Regions from separate parts of the Homo sapiens genome. Here region 2 is linked to region 1. Evidence: read pairs that join two places in POLR2A ChIA-PET (ENCODE). Cell type or tissue: HepG2. All regions are shown on one strand. Each heading gives the region's core, and the rest is flanking DNA. Links, peaks and the distances in the headings are about the cores only. Region 1 has its middle 24 kb from the start of SIX4. Region 2 overlaps MNAT1 (MNAT1 component of CDK activating kinase).

The links. Peaks named below come from ENCODE experiments on the same cell type or tissue, not always from the same donor. Only the 100,000 strongest peaks of a DNase experiment are listed, where the experiment ranks them.
Region 2: POLR2A ChIA-PET joins it to region 1 with 5 read pairs; 3 of 35 experiments call an interaction of 5 or more read pairs at or near these places.

The regions. Positions count from the first base shown.
Region 1 is chr14:60,698,030-60,703,419 of GRCh38, reverse strand. No RefSeq gene overlaps it. Among named protein-coding and RNA genes, the nearest start is that of SIX4, 24 kb to the left of the region's middle. In HepG2, for the core only: no CTCF peak of the experiment used is centred there; no DNase peak of the experiment used is centred there.
Region 2 is chr14:60,785,975-60,791,364 of GRCh38, reverse strand. The region is part of intron 1 of MNAT1 (MNAT1 component of CDK activating kinase); the gene reads right to left. Among named protein-coding and RNA genes, the nearest start is that of MNAT1, 54 kb to the right of the region's middle. RefSeq lists an enhancer at 754-1,283. In HepG2, for the core only: no CTCF peak of the experiment used is centred there; a DNase peak (open chromatin) is centred at 3,234.

The DNA.
Region 1 (5,390 bases), core at 108-5,107:
AGGATGGTCTCTATCTCCTGAACTCGTGATCCGCCTGCTTCGGCCTCCCAAAGTGCTGGGATTACAGGCATGCGCCACCATGCCCAGCTAATTTTGTATTTTTAGTAGAGATGGGGTTTCTCCATGCTGGTCAAGCTGGTCTCAAACTCCCAACCTCAAGTGATCCACCTGCCTTGGCCTCCCAAAGTGCTGGGATTACAGGTGTGAGCCACTGTGCCCGGCCCATGGAAATATTTTCTAAGTTATTATATGCCCTATAAATGAAACTGCCTTTTCTTTCTTTTTTTTTTTTAAAGACAGAGTCTCACCCTGTTGCAGTGCAGTGGCATAATCACAGTTCACTGTAGCAATCCCCACAGGTGTGCGCCACCACATCTGGCTAATTTTTTTTTTAAGAGATAGGGTCTTACTATGTTGACCCACTGGTGTTGAACTCCTGGCCTCAAGCAATCCTTCTGCCTCAGCCTCCTAAAGTGTTGGGATTACAGGCAAGAACCACCGTGCCAAGATAAAACTACCTTTTAATTTATTTCTGTAATTCAAAATGATTAATTAATTCATACTGATAGACCTCTTTTCAGTCTTTCTTAGTTGGATTTCTCCATGAAAACTGTTAGATACATCTGTAAATCAAAGTAATTATTATGAGGAAAAGGAAATAGTTAAGCGCAATCTTTGATACACTATCCTAAATCTGATCACATTGCCTCAAATACCTGATGATCATATTACCTTACATGCATACTTCCCAGAGGTCTGGGTAAACATAAGCCACATATTTTCCCCAAACATTTTCACTGATGTACAGAATCTGGCAACATTCAGTGGATCTTTGAGCTCTTGGGTGCTAACCTGATGAAGCCCAAATCTTGTCAATGCCAATGCATTTGTACATAAACAAAAAACCGGGCCTCTGATTTGGATGCAAGCTTCTGTATGACAGGAGCAAAACTGTGCTAAAGAAACTCCTGGGCCAGTCGTGGTGGCTCACGCCTGTAATCTCAGAACTTTGGGAGGCCAAGGCCAGTGGATCACCTGAGGTCGGGAGTTCGAGACCAACCTGACCAACATAGAGAAACCGCGTCTCTACTAAAAATACAAAATTAGCCAGGCATGGTGGCGCATGCCTGTAATCCCAGCTACTCGGAAGGCTGAGGCAGGAGAATTGCTTGAACCTGGGAGGCAGAGGTTGCAGTGAGCCGAGATCACACCATTGCACTCCAGCCTGGGCAACAAGAGTGAAACTCCATCTCAAAAAAAAAAAAAAAATCAATGTAGGGACACATGAAAAACAAGGAAATATGTTACCTCCAAAGGAAAAATCATAATTCACCAGTAACAGACCTCAACCCTAAGAAAATGTACGAAAATGCCAGAAAAGAATTCAAAATAACAATCATAAGGAAACTCAGTGAGATACAAGGGAATACAGACAGATAATTCAATGATATCAAGAAAAACAATTCATTATTCTAGTGACAAATTTAAAATGAGATGGATATTTAAAACAAACAAACAGAAATCTTAAAGCTAATGAATTCAGTGAATGAAATAAAAATACAGCCAAGGGCTTCAACATCAGACTAGAACAAGCAGAAGAAAGAATTTCTGGACTTGAAGACAGCTCTTTTGAAATAAAAAAAAAGGAAAGGAAAGGAAGGAAAGAGGGAAAGAGTGAAGGAAGGAAAGAGGGAAGGAAGGAAGGGGAAGAAAGGAAGGAAAAGGGGAAGGAAGGAAAGAAGGAAGGAAGGAAGGAAGGAAAGGGGGAAGGAAGGAAAGAAGGAAGGGAGGAAAGAAGGAAGGAAGGAAAGAAGGAAGGAAGGAAGGAAAGGGGGAAGGAAGGAAGGAAGGAATGGAGGGAGGGAGGGAGGGAAGGAGGGAGGAAAATAATGAAGAAAGCCTGCTGGATTTATGGGACACCATTAAGCAAACAAATACTCATCTTATGGACATTCCAGAAGAAGAGAAGGGAAAGGTGAGGAAGATATATTTAATGAAATAATAGCAGAAAATCTCCCAAGTCTGGGGAGAGAGATGGATATTCAGGTTGAGGAAGTGCAAAGAATCCCAAATAGATTCAACCAACAGGTTCTCTCTGAGGCAAATTATAATCAAATTGTCACAAGTCAAAGACAACAAAAGAATTTTAAAAGCAGCAAGACAAAAGTATTAAGTCACATATAAGGGAAATCCCATTAGATTAACAATGAATTTCTCAGCAGAAATCTTTTTTCTTTTCTATTTCTTTTCTTTTCTTTCTTTTTTTTTTTTTGAGACAGAATCTCATTCTGTCACCCAGGCTGGGGTGCAAAGGCGCAATCTTGGCTCACTGCAACCTCCACCTCCTGGTCTGAGCGATTCTCCCACCTCAGCCTCCCAAGTAGCTGGGATCACAGGCTCCGCCACCACGCCTGGCTAATTTTTGTATTTTTAGTAGAGATGGGCTTCACTATGTTGGCCAGGCTGGTCTTGAACTCCTGACCTCAGGTGGTCTGCCCACCTCGGTCTCCCAAAGTGCTGGGATTACAGGTGTGAGCCACTGCGCCTGGCCAGAAATCTTACAGGCCAAAAGAGAATAGAGTGATATATTCGAACTACTCAAAGAAAAAACTGTCAACCAAGAATAGTATACTAAGCAAAGCTATCCTTCAGCAATAAAGGAGAAGTAAAATCTTTCACAGACAAGGAAAAACTGAGGGAATTCATCACCAGTAGACTGCCCTTACAAGAAATGCTCAAGGGAGACTTACATCTGGAAATGAAAAGAGGACAATCACCATCATGAAAACATGCAAAACTACAAAACTCACTTATAGAGCTGATACACAAAGGAGAAAAAAAAATGTATCACTATAGAAAACCACCGAACTGAAAACTTTTTCAGTAAATAATAAAAGATAAAGAAAGAAATAAAGAACATATCAAACAATCAGAAAACAATCAATCAAATGACAGGAATAAATCTTCACCTATCAATAGTAACTGTGAATGTAAATGGATTAAATTTCCCATTTAAAATATATAGACTGGCTAAATAGATGAAAAGACAAGACTCAACTATATGCTCCTTACCAGAAACTTAGCTCATCTGTAAAGATACACATAGACTGAAAATGAAGGAATGGGAAAAGGATATTCCATACAAACAGAAACCAAAAGTGAGCAGCGTAGCTATCTTTATGTCAGACAAAAGGGATTTCAAGTTGAAAACTGTAAAAAAAAAAAAAAAAAAGACAAAGAAGCACATTATATAATCATAATGGGAATCATGCAGTAAGAGAATATAACAATTGTAAATATATATGCATCTAACACTGAAGCACCCAAATATATAAAGTGAATATCATTAGATCTAAAGGTACAGATGGACCCCAATACAATAATAGTTGGGGACTTCAACACCCCCCTCTCAGCACTGGACAGATCATCTAGACAGATTATCAACAAAGAAACATTGAATTTAAGCTGCATCATAAGCCAAGTGCAACGGCTCTTACCTAGGATCAAGCTTGTAATCCCAGCACTTTGGGAGGCCAAGGTGGGAGGATCACCTAAGCCCAGGAGTTTGAGACCAGACTGAGCCACATGGTGAGACCCCGTCACCACATTAAAAAAAAAAAAAAAAAAAAAGAAAATTAGCCCAAGCATGGTGGCTCACGCCTGTAATCTCAGCACTTTGGGAGGCTGAGGCAGGCAGATCATGAGGTCAGGAGTTTGAGACCAGCCTAGCTAACATGGTGTCTCTACTAAAGATACAAAAAATTAGCTGGGTGTGGCGGCACGTGCCTGTAATCAGCTACTCAGGAGGCTGAGGCAGGAGAATCACTTGAACCTGGGAGGCAGAAGTTACAGTGAGCCAATAACGTGCCGTTGAACTCCAGCCTGGGCAACAGGGCAAGACTCTATCTCAAAAAAAAAAAAAAAAAGAAAGAAAAAGAAAAGAAAGAAAGAAAATTAGCTGGGCATGGTGGAGCACACCTGTAGAAGCAGCAGCTACTCAGGAGACTGAGGTAGGAGAATCACTTGAGCCCAGGAACTTGAGGCTGAAGTGAGCCATAATCATGTCCCTGTCCTCCAGCCTGGGTGACAGAGTGAGACCATGTCTCAAATAGAAAAATAAATTTAAAACAAAAAAAAAAAAACTGTACCATAGATCAGAGACCTAATAGGCATTTACAGAATATTTAACTCAACAGCTACACAATATGCATTCTTTTCATCAGCCATGGAACATTCTCACAGATTGACTTACATTAGGAAATAAAACAAGTCTCCAAAAAGAAACTTCTTTTTTTTTTTTGGAGACAGGGTCTTGCTCTTTCACCCAGGCTGGAGTGCAGTGGGCATGATCTCAGCTCCCTGCAATCTCCACCTCCTAGGCTCAAGTGATCCTCCTGCCTCAGCCTCCTGAGTAGCTTGGACTACCATGAGTAGCTACCTGAGTAGCTTGGACTGAGTAGCTTGCGCCACCATGCCTGGCTAGTTTTTGTATCTTTTGTAGAGACGGGGTTTCATGATGTTGCCCAGGCTGGTCTCAAACTCCTGAGCTCAAGCAGCCCTCCTGTCTTGGCCTCCCAAAGTGCTGGGATTACAGGTGAGTGAGCCACTGCACCTGGCCTTATAAAATGTTTAAACATCAAAAGCATATCAGGTATCTTATTTGATCACAATGGAATAAAATTAGACATCAGTAACAAGAGGAACATTAGAAACTATACAAATACATGGAAATTAAACAACATGCTCCTGAGCAACAAATGGGTGAAGGAAGAAATTAAGAATAAAATTTAGGCCAGGGGCGGTGGCTCACACCTGTAATCCCTGTACTTTCAGAGGCTGAGGTGGGAGGATCATTTGAGGCCAGGAGTTTGAAACCAGCCTGAACAACTAGACAGCATAGTGAGATGCTGTCTCTAACTTTTTTTAAAGGAAGTCTTAGCCAGAGCAATCAGACAAGAAAAAGAAACAGAGAGCAATCAAATTGAAAAAGAAGAAGTCAAACTATCTCTGTTTGCCAATGATACAATCTTATACCTAGAAAACTCTTCTAAAAGACTACTGCATCTGATAAATGAATTCGGTAGTCTCAGGTCACAAAATCAATGTACACAAATCAGCAGCACTGCTATACATCAACAATGACTGAACTGAGAATCAAATCAAGAACTCAATTACTTTTATAGTACCTACAAACCAAATAAAATACCTAGGAATATACTTAACCAAGGAGGTGAAAGATCTCTATGGGGAGAACTATAAAACACTGTGGAAAGGAATCATAGATGACACAAACAAATGGAAATACATTTCATGTTCATGGATTGGAAGAATCAATACTGTGAAAATGACCATACTGCCCAAAGCAATCTACAGTTTCAAATAAATTCTAT
Region 2 (5,390 bases), core at 276-5,275, 88 kb before region 1:
CTGGGAGCAGGTATTAAAACATTATGAAGAGATAGTAGACTTTCAGAAGAAAAGATATTGCCCTCAAAATTTAAAAAAGCATGTTTACCCATTTTTTCATTATCTTAGAACTCAAAATTAATGTCTAATCAATCTTCTGTTGGCTATTATCATTTAGCATAGCAATTTTCAACTAACAAGCAAATAATATAAGGTACAAATTCAAATAGTATATTTAAGTCCATTCTGAGCCAGAAAAACGGAGCTGTGTAAAAACAAATATTTGTACTCAAGGGAAAAGGAAAGAGTTAATAATTAAATAAAGCTGTGCCAGAAAAACTCACTTTCAAAAAAATGGGTTTGTATCCTCCTGACAGACAGCAAGGACCATGGAATCTATCCAGTTTTCCTTTTTGCCCCTTTGCCAGAAAACTCCTAAGCCAAATTTAAATCCTTTATGGAATAACACTATAAATATTTTCTAGAAAGAGGTTGGAAATATATGAAGGAACATAGAAAGAAAATAACATTAATTAGGGCTTTTGCGATATGATGTAGATATTATTTTCCTTACTACATAGATGAGGGCACTAAGCATGGAGAAGTCAAATAACTGGCTTAAAATCATATAACTAGTAAGAATTCACCATTACCCTGTGAATCCCATATTTCTGAGACAGGACTCAGTCAATTTAGGAAGTTTATTTTGCCAAAGTTAAGGACACACCCTCAGGAGGTCCTGATGACATGTTCCCAAAGTGGTCGAGTACAGCTTGCTTTTATACATTTTATATTGATAATCATGACATACATTTTATATTAATAATCAATATGTGTAAGATGTACATCGGTTTGGTCCAGTAAGGTGGGACAAGTCGAAGTGGGGGCTTCCAGGTTAGAAGTAGATGAGAGACAAAAGGTTGGATTATTTTGAGTCCTTGATCAGCCTTCCACTGAATACACAATTTAGTCTGGCTCAGTGAATCTGCATTTTTACATAAACAATAGGGCAGAGGAAGCAATCAGAGATTCATTTGTCTCAGATGAGCCTCAGAGGAATGACTTTCAATAGAATGGGAGGCAGGTTTGCACTAAGCAGTTCCCAGCTTGACTTTTCCCTTTAGCTTAGTGATTTTGGGGGTCCCAAGATTTATTTCCCTTTTACAGTCCTCTTCATACTCTACACTTTCTCCTTCTATCTTATTCTTACAATTTTTACAATGACCTATGAAAATAATCATCCTAAGTATCTATTTCTAGCCTAAAAATCTCTCCTAAATTCCTATTACACACTGCCCATTGCACAATTACTCTTTGATATCCCACAAGTTACCTCAAACTCAACATACTCAAAACCAATATTCTTCTGTCTGTGTCAGATACACCAACTTTGTGCATAAACATTCATATACTATGGTGAAAATAGAAAAAAAAAGAAAGAAAAAGTAACTCTATTACAAAAGCATACTTTGAATACTATCGTAAGCTTTCAGCCAATGAGCAACAGCTCAACAAATTATACTACATACTCCTAGCCAGCATGTGTTAATAACACATCATATTCCAAATGCTCTAAGCCAAGAACATTTTCTGAAATATGTGGACTATTCTGTAGCCATTCTTTCTGCCACTGATGAACAGTTTCATCCTGATAGCTAAAAAGGGTGTGCATGTGATAGTGCTGGATGTTAAGATTTAAGACATTAGAGGCTCAAAGCCCCTTCAGGGATATGGTTGAGGAAACAAGGTAAAAGCTAGAAATTGGAGGGAAAAGTCTGTCTAACTTTATGAAGGGCTTCAGAAATAATACTGCAGACTGGGAGAACTGACAATTACAGGCATGCCTCATTTTATTGCGAATTGCCTTATTGGGCTTTGCAGATATTTCATTTTTTACAAATTCAAGATTTGTGGCAACGCTGCCATGGAATGAGTCTATCGGCACCATTTTTCCAACAGCATATGCTTACTTCACGTCTCTGTTTCACATTTTGGTAATTCTCACAATATTTCAAACATTTTCATTATCGTTATATCTGACATGGTGTTATGTGATCAGTGATCTTTGGTGTTACCATTTTAATTGTTTCAGGGCACCATGAAAAGCACCCATATAAGACAGCAAACTTAATAAATGTTGTATGTACTCCAACTGCTTCACCAACTGACTGTTCCTCCAACTCTCTCCCTCTTCTCAGACCTCCCATTCCTTGAGACACAACAATATTTAAATTAGGCCAATTAATAACCCTACAATGGACTCTTAGGTGTTCAGGTGAAAAAAACAATCACAGGTTTCTCACTTTAAATCAAAAGACAGAAATGACCAAGCTTCCTGAGGAGGGTGTATCATAAGCTGAGATAGCCCAAAAGCTAGGCCAACTGCACCAGTTAGCCAAGTCATGAATGCAAAGGAAAAGTCCTCGAAGGAAATTAAAAGCACTGCGCCAATGACACACAATGTTAAGAAAGCAAAACAGTCTTATCATTTATACAGAGAAAGTTTCAGTGGTCTGGATAAAAGATCAAACCAGCCACAACATTCCCTTAAACCAAAACCTAATCCAGATCCTAATACCTAACTCTCTTCAATCCTATAAAGGTTGAGAAAGGTGAGGAAGTTGCAGAAGAAAAGTCTGAAGCTAGCAGAGGTTGGTTCATGAAATTCAAGGAAAGATGCTGTTTCCATAACATAAAAGTGCAAGGTGAAGCAGCAAGTGCTGATATGGAGGCTTCAGCAAGTTATCCATAATATCTATCTAAGATAATGATGAAGGTGGCTACACTGAAAAACAGACTTTTCAATGCAGATGAAACATCCTTCTATTGGAAGATGCCGTCTAGGACTTCCATAGCTACAGAGGAGAAGCCAATGCCTGGTTTCAAAGCTTCAAAGGCAAGGGTGTCTTTTCAGGAGATAGTGCAGCTGATGACTAAATTGAAACCAATGTTCATTTGTCATTTTGAAAAATCATAAAGCCCTTAAATATTATGCTAAATCTATACTGCCTGTGCTCTATAAATGGAAGAATAAAGCCTGAATGATGGCGCATCTATTTACAGCATGGTTTGCTTAATATTTGAACCCACTGTTGAGACCTATTGCTCGGAAAAAAAGATTCCTTCCAAAATGTTACTGCCCATTGACAATGAATCTGGTCACCTAAGACCTCTGATGGATATGTGCAAGGACATGAATGTTGTTTTCATGCCTGCTAACACAACATCCATTCAAAAGCCCATGGGTCAAGGAGTAATTCTGACATTGAAGTCTTGTTATTTAAGTAATACATGTCATAATGCTGTAGCTGCTACAGACAATGATTCCTCTGATAGATCTGGGCAAAGCAAATTCAAAACCTTTTTGAAAGGATTCACCATTCTAGATGCCATTAAGAACATGTGTGATTCATGTGAAAAGATAAAAAATATTAACATTAAAAGGCATTTGGAAGAAGTTGATTCCAATCCTCACAGATGACTTTCAGGGTCTGACTTCAGTGGAGAAAATAACTGCAGATATGGCAGAAACAGCGAGAGAACTAGAATTAGAAGTGGAGCCTGAAGATGTGACTGAATTGCTGCAATCTCATGATCAAACTTGAACAAATGAGGAGTTTGGGCTTCTTAGGGATGATTCTTGATATGGAATCTACTCCTGGTGAAGATGCTGTGAACACTGTTGAAATGACAAGAGATTCAGAAATAACATATACAGTTAGTTGATAAAGCTGTGGCAAGGTTTGAGAATTGATTCCAATTTTGCGAGGAATTTTCCAGTAAGTAAATGTTATCAAACAGCATCACATGCTCCAGGGAAATCTTTCATGAAAGGAAGAGTCAATAAATGCAACGAACTTCATTGTTGTCTCATTTTAAGAAATCACCAAGGCCACCCCAACCTTCAGCAATCACCATCCTGATCAGTCAGGAGCCATCAACATCTGGGCAAGACCTTCTACTAGCACAAAGATTATAGTCACTTTCGAAGGCTCAGATGATTGTTAGCAATTTTTAGCAGTAAAGTATATTTTAATTAAGGTATGCACACTGTTTTTTAGTCATATTGATATTGTACACTTAATATACTACAGTATAGTGTAAACATAACTTTCATACACACTAAGAAATCAAAAAGTTTGTGTGACACACTTTATTGTGCTAGTCACTTTATTGTGCTATTTGTTGTATTATGATATTTGCTTTACTGTGGTGGTCAGAAACCAAACCAGCAATATGTCTGAGGTATGTCTGCATACGAGTAATAAGGGAAAGCACCATGGCCACAGGAGCATTCAGGACTTTGGAGACTTGAAAGAACGATGTCCCACTAAACCAAGCTAGCATTTGCATACAGACCTTTACTATAATTCTACTTCGGGGAAAGGAAGGGCAAATTCAACTAATACTCTGATTTCCATTAATGCCACTGCACTAAATAAGGTATGTCTTTACTTCCACCATGATTCAAAGGAGTTAAAAATACATGTAACTAAGTATGTCCAAAAACAATGTCAGCAATTACCTGAAAAGGCTATTATTAAAATGCTTATCCCTTTTCCAAATAGGTATCTATAGATGCCAGATAGTCTTCATTTATTTCAACCAAAACATACAACAGACTCAACACAGAAGCAGATGTGAGAATCTAGTTTTCTTCTCTTAAGCCAAGCATTTTTAAAAGATTTGCAAAAATGTAAAACAATGCTACTCATCTCACAAAATTTTTTTGTTTTGGAAAATATAGTTATGTTTCATAAAAATACATTGTGGTAACATGTAATAGGTTTATAATTTTTGATGAATAAATGAACATTTCAAAGTTTCCAAATTTTAATTCCTAATATGATAAATGTTAACAGATATAACTTTCATAAATAAGAGGTCTTGAGGGTCATCAATAACTTTTAAAATTATAAAAGTTACTAACACCAAAAAGTCTGAGAACCACTGTTACATGTGACCAATAAAAGATTGCTTATAATGAACAAATGAACTCAAAGGAATGCAATCATAATTTAAGTGTTCCCCAAACTACCCAAGCCATTAAGATTTTCTCATTTATTAGTACTAAAATATTTTTTAAATTTTCCACTGTTACTATTGTTCTAGCTCTCTCTTCACTTCTTATTTTGTTTTTCTACCTCTTTCTCTTGATTAGAAATGCTACATGTTTGTCTAAGTTGTATAAAGGCCCTTTTAAAGAATCACTATAAAGAAACTTGAATTTCACAATTTTTTGTGTGTTTTCCAATTTACTAATTTCTACTTTTCTATTATTTATTTTATTCAATTTTTCTTAATTATATTTTGTTTCTATTTCTTAGAGTTTAACACTGGGTTTATTTTCATTATTTCACTCTTCATATCCACAACAGTTTGTACTTTTCTACTATTTTTAAGAGGCCATG